Regions from separate parts of the Mus musculus genome. Here regions 1 and 2 are each linked to region 3. The links are chromatin contacts, found by Hi-C or POLR2A ChIA-PET in ENCODE. All regions are on one chromosome and are shown on one strand. The core of a region is the stretch at or near the end of the contact, and the rest is flanking DNA. Distances in the headings are between cores, read along the strand shown.

Region 1 (2,700 bases), core at 5-2,504, 42 kb after region 3:
TTTAAAGACACACACTCTGGCTATTTGGCCAAGCATATACTAAAATTTCTGATTCTCCTATTTTAAACTCCTCTGTGAGCCACCATGTTACCATCATGGTTTAACCTCCTAAACATGACTACTAGAGAACTAAAAGTATGTGACAGTTTTCAGCATGGCATATACCTATAGCATACACCATGGGCTCTACTATCTTTTTTAAGGGTTGGGGGAAAATTAAACTTGAAGGGTATTCCCCTCTACTCCATTCCCCGCCCCTCCCCGCTGCTCCCCTGGTTTCTTCTTTCTTTTTTACTTCCTATCTACTCCTCTGCAGACCTGCCTGACTTCTGACTTATTTAAAAAGTCTCTTTGAGCTGACCAAAGCCTTCTTAGGTGGCAAACAAAAGCAATACTTTCCAATCAGAACGTTCTGTTAAACGACCATCCCCTCTTCCTTAATGGCTGTGTGCAGGGACTGTGCGGGTTGTCCTGGTAGCCCTGGCATCTCTGGTGCATGCACGGCTGGGCCCACTGCAGGCCTGCAGCAAACAAGCACACGCACGACTGCACTACTGGCTAAGCCTGCGCTCGGTCGGCCTTCCAAGGTCCCCGCGGCGCCACAGCCTGCCCTCCCGGGCGCGCGAGGCTGTCTGTCCTCACGCAGTCCATAAGGACACACCTTGGCTTTTACCTTCCCCGCCACGCAGGTGACTGTCCTGCCGCACCTAGCAACGACAGCTCTCGCGGCTGTACAGAATGGCTGGTGGATTGCAAAAACACCTCGAGCCCACTTCCCCGTTCCGCGGGCTGACGCGGAGCACCGCGGCGCGTGTAGGTTAGAAACTGCAGACCCTGGTCCCGCGGCGTCGCCCGGCGCTGCGGTCCGCGGTGGCCTTGCGGGGCAAACGACAGCCGCAGACCCACGCGGGCCACAAGGCCCGCTGCCGTCCCCAGCTCCCTCGCCTCCCCCGAGGCCCGGGTGACAGAGACGCCCGTCCATCAGCGCCCTTACCGGAGCGGCGGTCGCCTCAGCCATGGCCCTCCGCTGCCCGGTCCTGTCCCGGGAGTCGCCACCACACGCAGGCCCGGCTGCTCAGTGCTCTCGGCAGACGGCGAGAAGCGGTCTCGCGTTGCTCGCTCTGACAGGACTCGCGCGGCAATCGGGCTTCCGGGGGCGCTGGGACGCAGAGGAGCTGAGTAGCGAGCAGCCTACGCCGCACCGGCTGCAGCCGCCCCTCAGCTGGCGCTTTGTGGGCAGCGAGTACTGCAGGCGCTCTGCCGGCCTAGACGCGCCCCCCTCCGGTCGGTCCTCCCGGGACAGCGCGCCCCCTGGCGGCCCCCGCATCCGGAGCGCCTTCCCAGAGGTCAGCTTCTGAGAAAAGAGTTTTGGTGAACGCAGATCCAACCTACTCGGGTTTCCCATCCATCTGAGAAGACCCAGCAGATGCTACATAGTTTAAGAGCCAGGGAGCGGTGTCCAGGCTGGACGATAGTGTAATCGGCTACCAGAGTGAGCTAGGTGGGAATGATGGAGTTATATCGTTCGTAGAAATTACAAATATGACTTGTATTGGCACCAGAGATTCTGATTATTTTGATTATTGTCTCACTTGGGCTTGGATGAGAAGTAGAATTTTTATAAAGATTTGTTTCTTTTAATTTTATATGTATAAATGTTTCTCTACACTTGGATGTCTACTGCCTATGGAGGCCGGAATAGGATGCAGGATAACCTGGAACTGGAGCTACACACACAGTTGTGAGCCAAACCCAGATCCTCTGCCGAGCTCACTCACCAGCACCGACAAGTGGACTACTTGAGCCAACAGAAATAAAGCTTGTGGTTAGATTTGCTGGATCTGGACTAAGGACCAACAAAAGACAGAGTTGTGTGTTTAACAGCTTGTGTGGCAGAAAGATAATCACACAGCCATAACTTTCCAGTATTTCTCTTTTTTCAAACATGTATGAACCAAAGTCTTCTCAGACATTTATCTCAGTAAATGAAATGAATCCATTCAATGCCCTCAACAGTAGACTGTCTATAGTGCCCCCACAGTATAGGGATCTTCCTGCTGGGCCACTACCACTTGAGTGTACTGTGAGTCTTTATAGTGTACATACAAAGCAATATCTTGTGTATACTTTGAGTCTACTTGAGCATGAACTGTGGTCAGATGGTGCATAGTTGGGAGTTAAAACTACCGTTCTCTAAACTAGAACATCACTATAATGGAATGAACTAGAAAAAGAAGAAAGAAGAGGAGGAGAAAGAAAGAGAGAGACAGAGATAGAGAGAAATAATTGACCTCAGGAAAATAATTAGTGATTTTATTATTAAAAGACATAATTTTTAAATGTGGCCTTCGGCCTGGCAGTGGTGATGCCCATCTTCAGTCCCAGCACTTGGGAGGCAGAGGCAGGTGAATCTGTATAAGTTTGAAGCCAGCTTGGTCTACAGAGTGAGTTCCAGGAAAGCCAGGGCTACACAGAGAAACCCTGTCTCAAAAACAAAAACAAAAAACAAAAAACAAAACAAAACAAAACAAAACAAAACAAAACAAAAAAAGGCCTTAGAAAGCAAGAATAAAGCCTGATATGATGGTACTTGCTTTTAATCCATGCACTAGGAAGCAGAAACAGGAAACTTTCTGTAAGTTTAAGGCCAGCCTGGACTCCAAAGCAAGTTCTAGGTCATTTGGAGCTCTACAGTGGAAC
Region 2 (2,700 bases), core at 51-2,550, 43 kb before region 3:
ACAAAAAGACAAGAAAAATACTTATGCCTGTAATATCTGCAAGTTGGGAGTCAGAGGTAGGAGTTTACAGTCATTCTCAGATAGGCTAGGCTGGGGCACATGAGAGTTTGCCTCAAAGCACAACCACTACCAAACAAACCCCAGCAGAATGACTTACACCTGTAAACTTAGCACTGGGGAGGCTGAGTCGGGAAGATTGTCATCAGCTTAAGGACAGCCTGTGAGGCTCTGTCTCAACAGTGAAAAGCCAGTTCAGGTCCATCTATCCTATTTTCCTATGTTAACCTCTACTGTGACACAGTATGAGGAGACTGGAGCCAGAAAAAAAAAAACGTAAAAATGCTTACAAGGAACTCAACATTCTCAATTCAAGTTAAGGAGACAAAGGCCTAGAGAAGTGAGCATAGACTGCCTTCCGAAGACCATGCACTGAATATATAGATAGATGAACGCTGAGTTACGGAAGATATTCCTCAAACCAATTTTCAGTGTCTTCACATTCTCTGAAAAGAGAGACAGCTGGAAGAGGCGGTAAGCGGATAACAATGCGCACCCACAGTTTTGTAAAAACAAAACAAAACAAAAAACAAGCAAGCAAACAAACAAAAACAGCAAATACACCAGTCCCCAAGGAGAGAAGGCTTCAACCTGTGGCTGCAAACTCAGTACAGATAGCTATGGCAGAACATGGCAACCGGAGCAGAGCCCCACTGGTCGGAGAGAAGCCCTAAGTCCTGGGGTCTTCCGTAGCTGAGCTCAAAGGCAACAACCCAAACCCAGGGTTTTATCCCGCGCCTTCACTCCAACTCAGAAAACGAGTCCCTAGTTGGCACGAAGCAGGAAAATATGTGGGCGCAGTCACAAACAATTCAAAAAGCCTCGCAGAAGTTTCTGCGGAAAGACGCAGAGCATCCGGGCTCTGAGCCTGACGCAGAAGGACCCAGGGAGCAAGCGAGCGGGCGGGCGGGCGGAGGGCGAGGGTACCGGGAGGGAAGTCAGCATCCGCCGGCGCCAACGGCCGCGGAGGAAACCAAGCCTGCGACCGAGCGCCTCAAGCCCCGCCCCGGGCAGGGCGCTGTCTCCCCCAAGGCCCTCCCGAGCCGGCCGGAGCACCTTACCCGAGTAGGCGTCGACTCCGCCATGGTCGCAGTCGCCCCACAACACCGACTGGCGGGATACTGCTCGAACTGTACGCCGCTCCGCCAGACGTCCTCACCCTCCTGGAAGCCGCCGCCGCCGCCGCCGCCGCCGTGTTGATACAAGGTGCATTCTGGGAGCGCTCCCCACCCCCAAGAAGAGCGGCAGCGGCTCCTCCTACCGCGCGGTATTTCTGTTGCGCCACTGTGCTCCTGGAAGGGGAACAGCAGCCTGGAAATTCAGTCATTGAGTGTGGGGTGTAAGCGTAAGGATTCTCAAAATCAAGAGCATTTTCTGAATTTGAGTCCTGCACTCCGCGAAATGCTTTAAGAGATTCAAATATGTGCAAGTTTAAAAAGGCGCGGGAAGGAGAGAGAGAGAGAGAAAGGCGTAGGGAGGAGAGCGTGGGGACTAGTAGAAAAGGAGGCTAATGGGGGTGGATGTGAACACCATACGTTCTGGACTTGCATGCAATTGTCAAAAATAAAAATAATTTTTAAAAAATGTGTACAAATGTGTACACCCTTTTCTGTGAGGGAAGAACACAGCTGAAGCTAAAGAAAAGGTGAATTCTCATAGGCAAGTGATTTTCTTCCATGCTCACCTATGACTTGGCTTTTTCTGGTCAATCCATTATAGAGTGTTAATTATGGTAATCACTTGCATTGCAGAATTCAAGATAGCCTTAATCACAAATAATTAACCTAGTCCTCACCGGGCAGTGATGGCTCATGCCTTTAATCCCAGCACTTGCGAGGCAGAGGTGGATGGGTTTCTGAGTTCGAGGCCAGCCTGGTCTACAGAGTGAGTGCCAGGGCTAGAAACCCTGTCTCAAAAAAACTAAATAAATAACCTAGTCCTCATGCCAGGGTGCCAGGGTATTAGAGGCAATGTGTTCTGCATTCTGGCTTGGAAACATCTGGCCACATCATTACCACCCCAGCGCTCAGGTGTTTGAGGCCAGCCTCAGCTATATAGTGAGTTTTTGACTAGCCAGAAATATCTAAAGAGACATTGATCCAAACAACACCCCCAAACCCAGTACTTGCAGTACTCAAATGCCTCATTTCCATTACATTGTCCTGGACATGCTGAGTGAGAATGACATGAGTTTCCACTAAGTGTGAATAGCTTCCTCTAAGAATTCAAGTACTCTCACTAGACTGGTCCCTTCTTCATTTTTCTGCAAATGATCCCTGTCTACACTGACTACAACTAACAACTTTCTCTAGAACCCAAGCCGATGGCCTGCTGAAAAAAAAAATTCTCAGCATCTGTTTTAACAGGCACTTAAAAACCTACATTTATATTAAAATAATAATAATTTTTTTAAAAGCGCTGACTCATTTAAGCCCCCCACAGCAGTCTGGGTGTGTCTGTGCCTTCATTTTATCTTTGTTTGTTGCCTTTGTTTGGATCAAATTCCTGCTTGACTCCATAACCGTGTCAATCAGTTGAGTGTGTCTACTTGTCCCATCTCATCCCCTTTCAAGCTGAAGGCAGAGGTAAGTCATTGTCCTGAACCAGCAGTCACCTTGAATCCCTGGAAGAGCAGAGTGTAAA
Region 3 (2,718 bases), core at 149-2,648:
ACTATTTTCCTCAAACTCTGAGAAGCTGTGATAGCCAGAAGACTACCCCACAGCATCTGAGAATTCCTCTCTGACATGGGAGTGAGAACAACAGGACCCTAGGAATGCCAGCCCCTGCTGGGTCCTGGTGGCTGGATGGCTGTCAGTGCCATCCACTGGGCTTATGGAGGCTTCACCGGGGCCTTGTTCAGAGAAGGGGATAAGACTGACAATGGAAGTGTAGGAAGTCTGAGGCTGGTTGCATTTCCGCAGGTTTGAAGACCTACAGTTGGTCATTTTGCTCAAAAACAACCAAAGGTCTTCATATTGACTTGTCAAGTCTTAAGTCCTGACTGAGAATCAAATGGGAACACAGGGGTGGCTTCTTCAGAGTCCAGTCTTCAGGTAACTCAGTCTCCCTTCTGAGACAATGATGTTAAACCACGTTAACCCTTCTCCTTGTGCTGTATACCCAAGGCCGTGCCAGCTAAGTCCTAGGCACCCTGAGATCTCCTACGGAGCCTAAAGAAACAACTGGAGCCTTCTCTCTCACCCCCAGGACCCCAAGACAACGCTCGGGGATGCGGTTTGGGCGTAGTCAGTTGTCTTAGGCTGCTCTGGCGATTCCAATATGCAGGCAAGTTTGCCAACCCAAGATGACAAAGTCCCCTCCCAGTCCCTTCCCTGGCTCATCCGTTCTACAGAGGAAAAGTGGGCTGCTCTTTATAGTCGGAAAAAGACAGCAATAAAACAGCTTTAAACCCTTTTATTAAACTGGCTACAGTGTAAACATGGTTAAACTGTTCCCTCTGTGGGCCGGGAATAGGCCTGCCGCAAACCCAGGCGGGTCGGACGCCAAGAGGAACCCGAGTCCCTGCTCAGTGAAGCGGCCACTACCGCGCTAGGTCCCGGGCAACACAGCCCCGGCTTCCGCATCCTGCGGGCCCCGGGTCCCGGCCGCACCGGCCCGGACAGCGGCACCGTGGCAGCGCGGCAGGGCCTGGCGCTCCGGGCCTGCACCAGGCCCGCTCCGCCGTTCGCCCGGGGCCCCGGCAGCCGCGAGGCTCCCCGAGGCCCGGCCCCGCCCCGCCCCCACGGCAGCGGCGCGGCCATGGCGCCCGCGGGCGCTGCACCCACCTGCATGGGCGGCATTCCCTCGGCCATTTCCGCGCGTAGCGCCGGCTCCTGGTGGCAGACCTCCTCCGGGGGCAGAGCCTGGGCCCAGCTCCAGCTCCCGCTGTCCAGCCCCAAACCCTGGATGCCCAGCTGCTGAGGCTGCGGCCGTGTTGACACAAACTGCATCCTGGGAGTGCTGTTCCCCGCTCGGGCCGGCCAGGGAGAAGAAGAACGTTTTCCAGGCGCCTTCCCCCTTGCCGGGGCCGGACAGCTCCATCTACAGCCCGTAGGAGCAAACAGTCCCCTTCGGTGGCGCTCCCCGCCCTTCGCAGCCGGCGCGCCAGCCAATGGCCTCGGAGCTCCTGCCCGCCTGCAGGGCTGGACGGGGGCCACTCCAGGCTGGGGGCCACCGCCTCCCCCAAAGAAATCTGACGGCGACCGCCGGCCTCTAGGTCTGGCTGGGGTGGTCGATCTTCACGTCCCAAGCTGCGGCCTGGACAGTGGGGCTTGCTTTCTGTTACTTCTAGGAATGCATTGGACATCCCAGGAGAAAATGGTGCCTCACCCTTGTAAAAATTTTACCCAAATATTTTCTGAACACCTACTATGTGTCAGCTTTTGCTTAGGCATAAGGTGGGGTTTTTTTGTTTGTTTGGTTTTTTTTTTGTTGTTGTTGTTGGTTGGTTGGTTTTTTTGTGGTTTGCATACTCTTCTTCGGTTTAAATTGCAACATTGCCACTGGCTGTGATTTTTTTTTTTTTTAACATTTACTGTCTCTGAACCTCCTATGTTCTATATAAATAGGGTGGGGTGTTATGTTTGTCTTATTTTAATGTTGAAAAATTAGGAACTAATGCCTGGCACATAGTAGGCTCCCAGATACTTTTGCTAGATGTGGTGTGCACACTTTTTATTCCTAGCACTTGAGAGGTAGAGGTAGGTGGAGTTTAGGGCCAGCCTGGTCTCCATAATTAGTTCCAGGCCAGTCTAAAAAAAAAAAAAAGTAATTACCCATCAAAGATAAATCCCTGTAGGTTATCTGTAGCATATTGTCCACTTTGTCTTCCTAAATGGCCAGTCCTTATCTTGTCTGGACTGAGCTCTCTAAGGCTTATCACCTTGTGGAAAGTCAGACCTGGTGGAAGCCATGAGTTCTACTACACTTAAACTTGAGAACAATATGAAGCTACGGGGAAGGGTGGGGTGCCAGAGGGGCTATCTTCAGAAGGACAGTTATCGAGTGCTTTATTAGGTATGCTTCCAGGATATATGAATGAGTATTTCATAGACTCATATTATCCTCTATGAAGGTTATGCTCCAGAAGTCAGTGATTTTTTTTCCGTTTCCTGGTTACAAGTTGTGCATGCATGCAAGTGCATATATCTCACTGTAAACATCACGTCCACTATTAGTAGAGGAACCGAGTAAGCCCAGCCTGGGAAGCTCCAGGCAAATGCTTTTCTACTGGCAACCCACATCTGAGAAGACATTTTCTGACCTATGGGATATCAACTCTATATTCTCTTTTCTAGAAATGAGAAACAGAGGACTAAGTTAGTCCCAAGTGTTTAAGCTATGTCCTCAGGATAAAATGATTACTATGTCCCTCCTTAAGTATGTAG

The links. A loop is a pair of places that touch in the nucleus more often than their neighbours do. ChIA-PET counts read pairs that join two places held with the same protein, here RNA polymerase II (POLR2A).
Region 1: a loop to region 3 is called in a map of heart, with 6 times the contacts of the local background. The contact joins the promoter of Zfp398 here to the promoter of Zfp282 in region 3. A Hi-C loop is called at or near these places in 12 of 37 maps with a recorded cell type or tissue (adrenal gland, gastrocnemius, heart and 1 more). POLR2A ChIA-PET finds 5 or more read pairs at or near these places in 3 of 5 experiments (Patski and embryonic stem cell).
Region 2: a loop to region 3 is called in a map of heart, with 6 times the contacts of the local background. The contact joins the promoter of Zfp212 here to the promoter of Zfp282 in region 3. A Hi-C loop is called at or near these places in 10 of 37 maps with a recorded cell type or tissue (adrenal gland, gastrocnemius, heart and 1 more). POLR2A ChIA-PET finds 5 or more read pairs at or near these places in 2 of 5 experiments (Patski and embryonic stem cell).

The regions. Positions count from the first base shown.
Region 1 is chr6:47,834,215-47,836,914 of GRCm38, reverse strand. It overlaps Zfp398 (zinc finger protein 398), which reads right to left and starts at 1,254. Exons shown (of 6, transcript NM_027477.3): 1 at 995-1,254. The coding sequence starts at 1,018. It also overlaps a transcript of Zfp786 not described here.
Region 2 is chr6:47,919,168-47,921,867 of GRCm38, reverse strand. Zfp212 (Zinc finger protein 212) reads right to left here and starts at 1,300. Exons shown (of 5, transcript NM_145576.2): 1 at 1,119-1,300. The coding sequence starts at 1,142.
Region 3 is chr6:47,876,235-47,878,952 of GRCm38, reverse strand. Zfp282 (zinc finger protein 282) reads right to left here and starts at 1,398. Exons shown (of 8, transcript NM_146175.3): 1 at 1,117-1,398. The coding sequence starts at 1,281.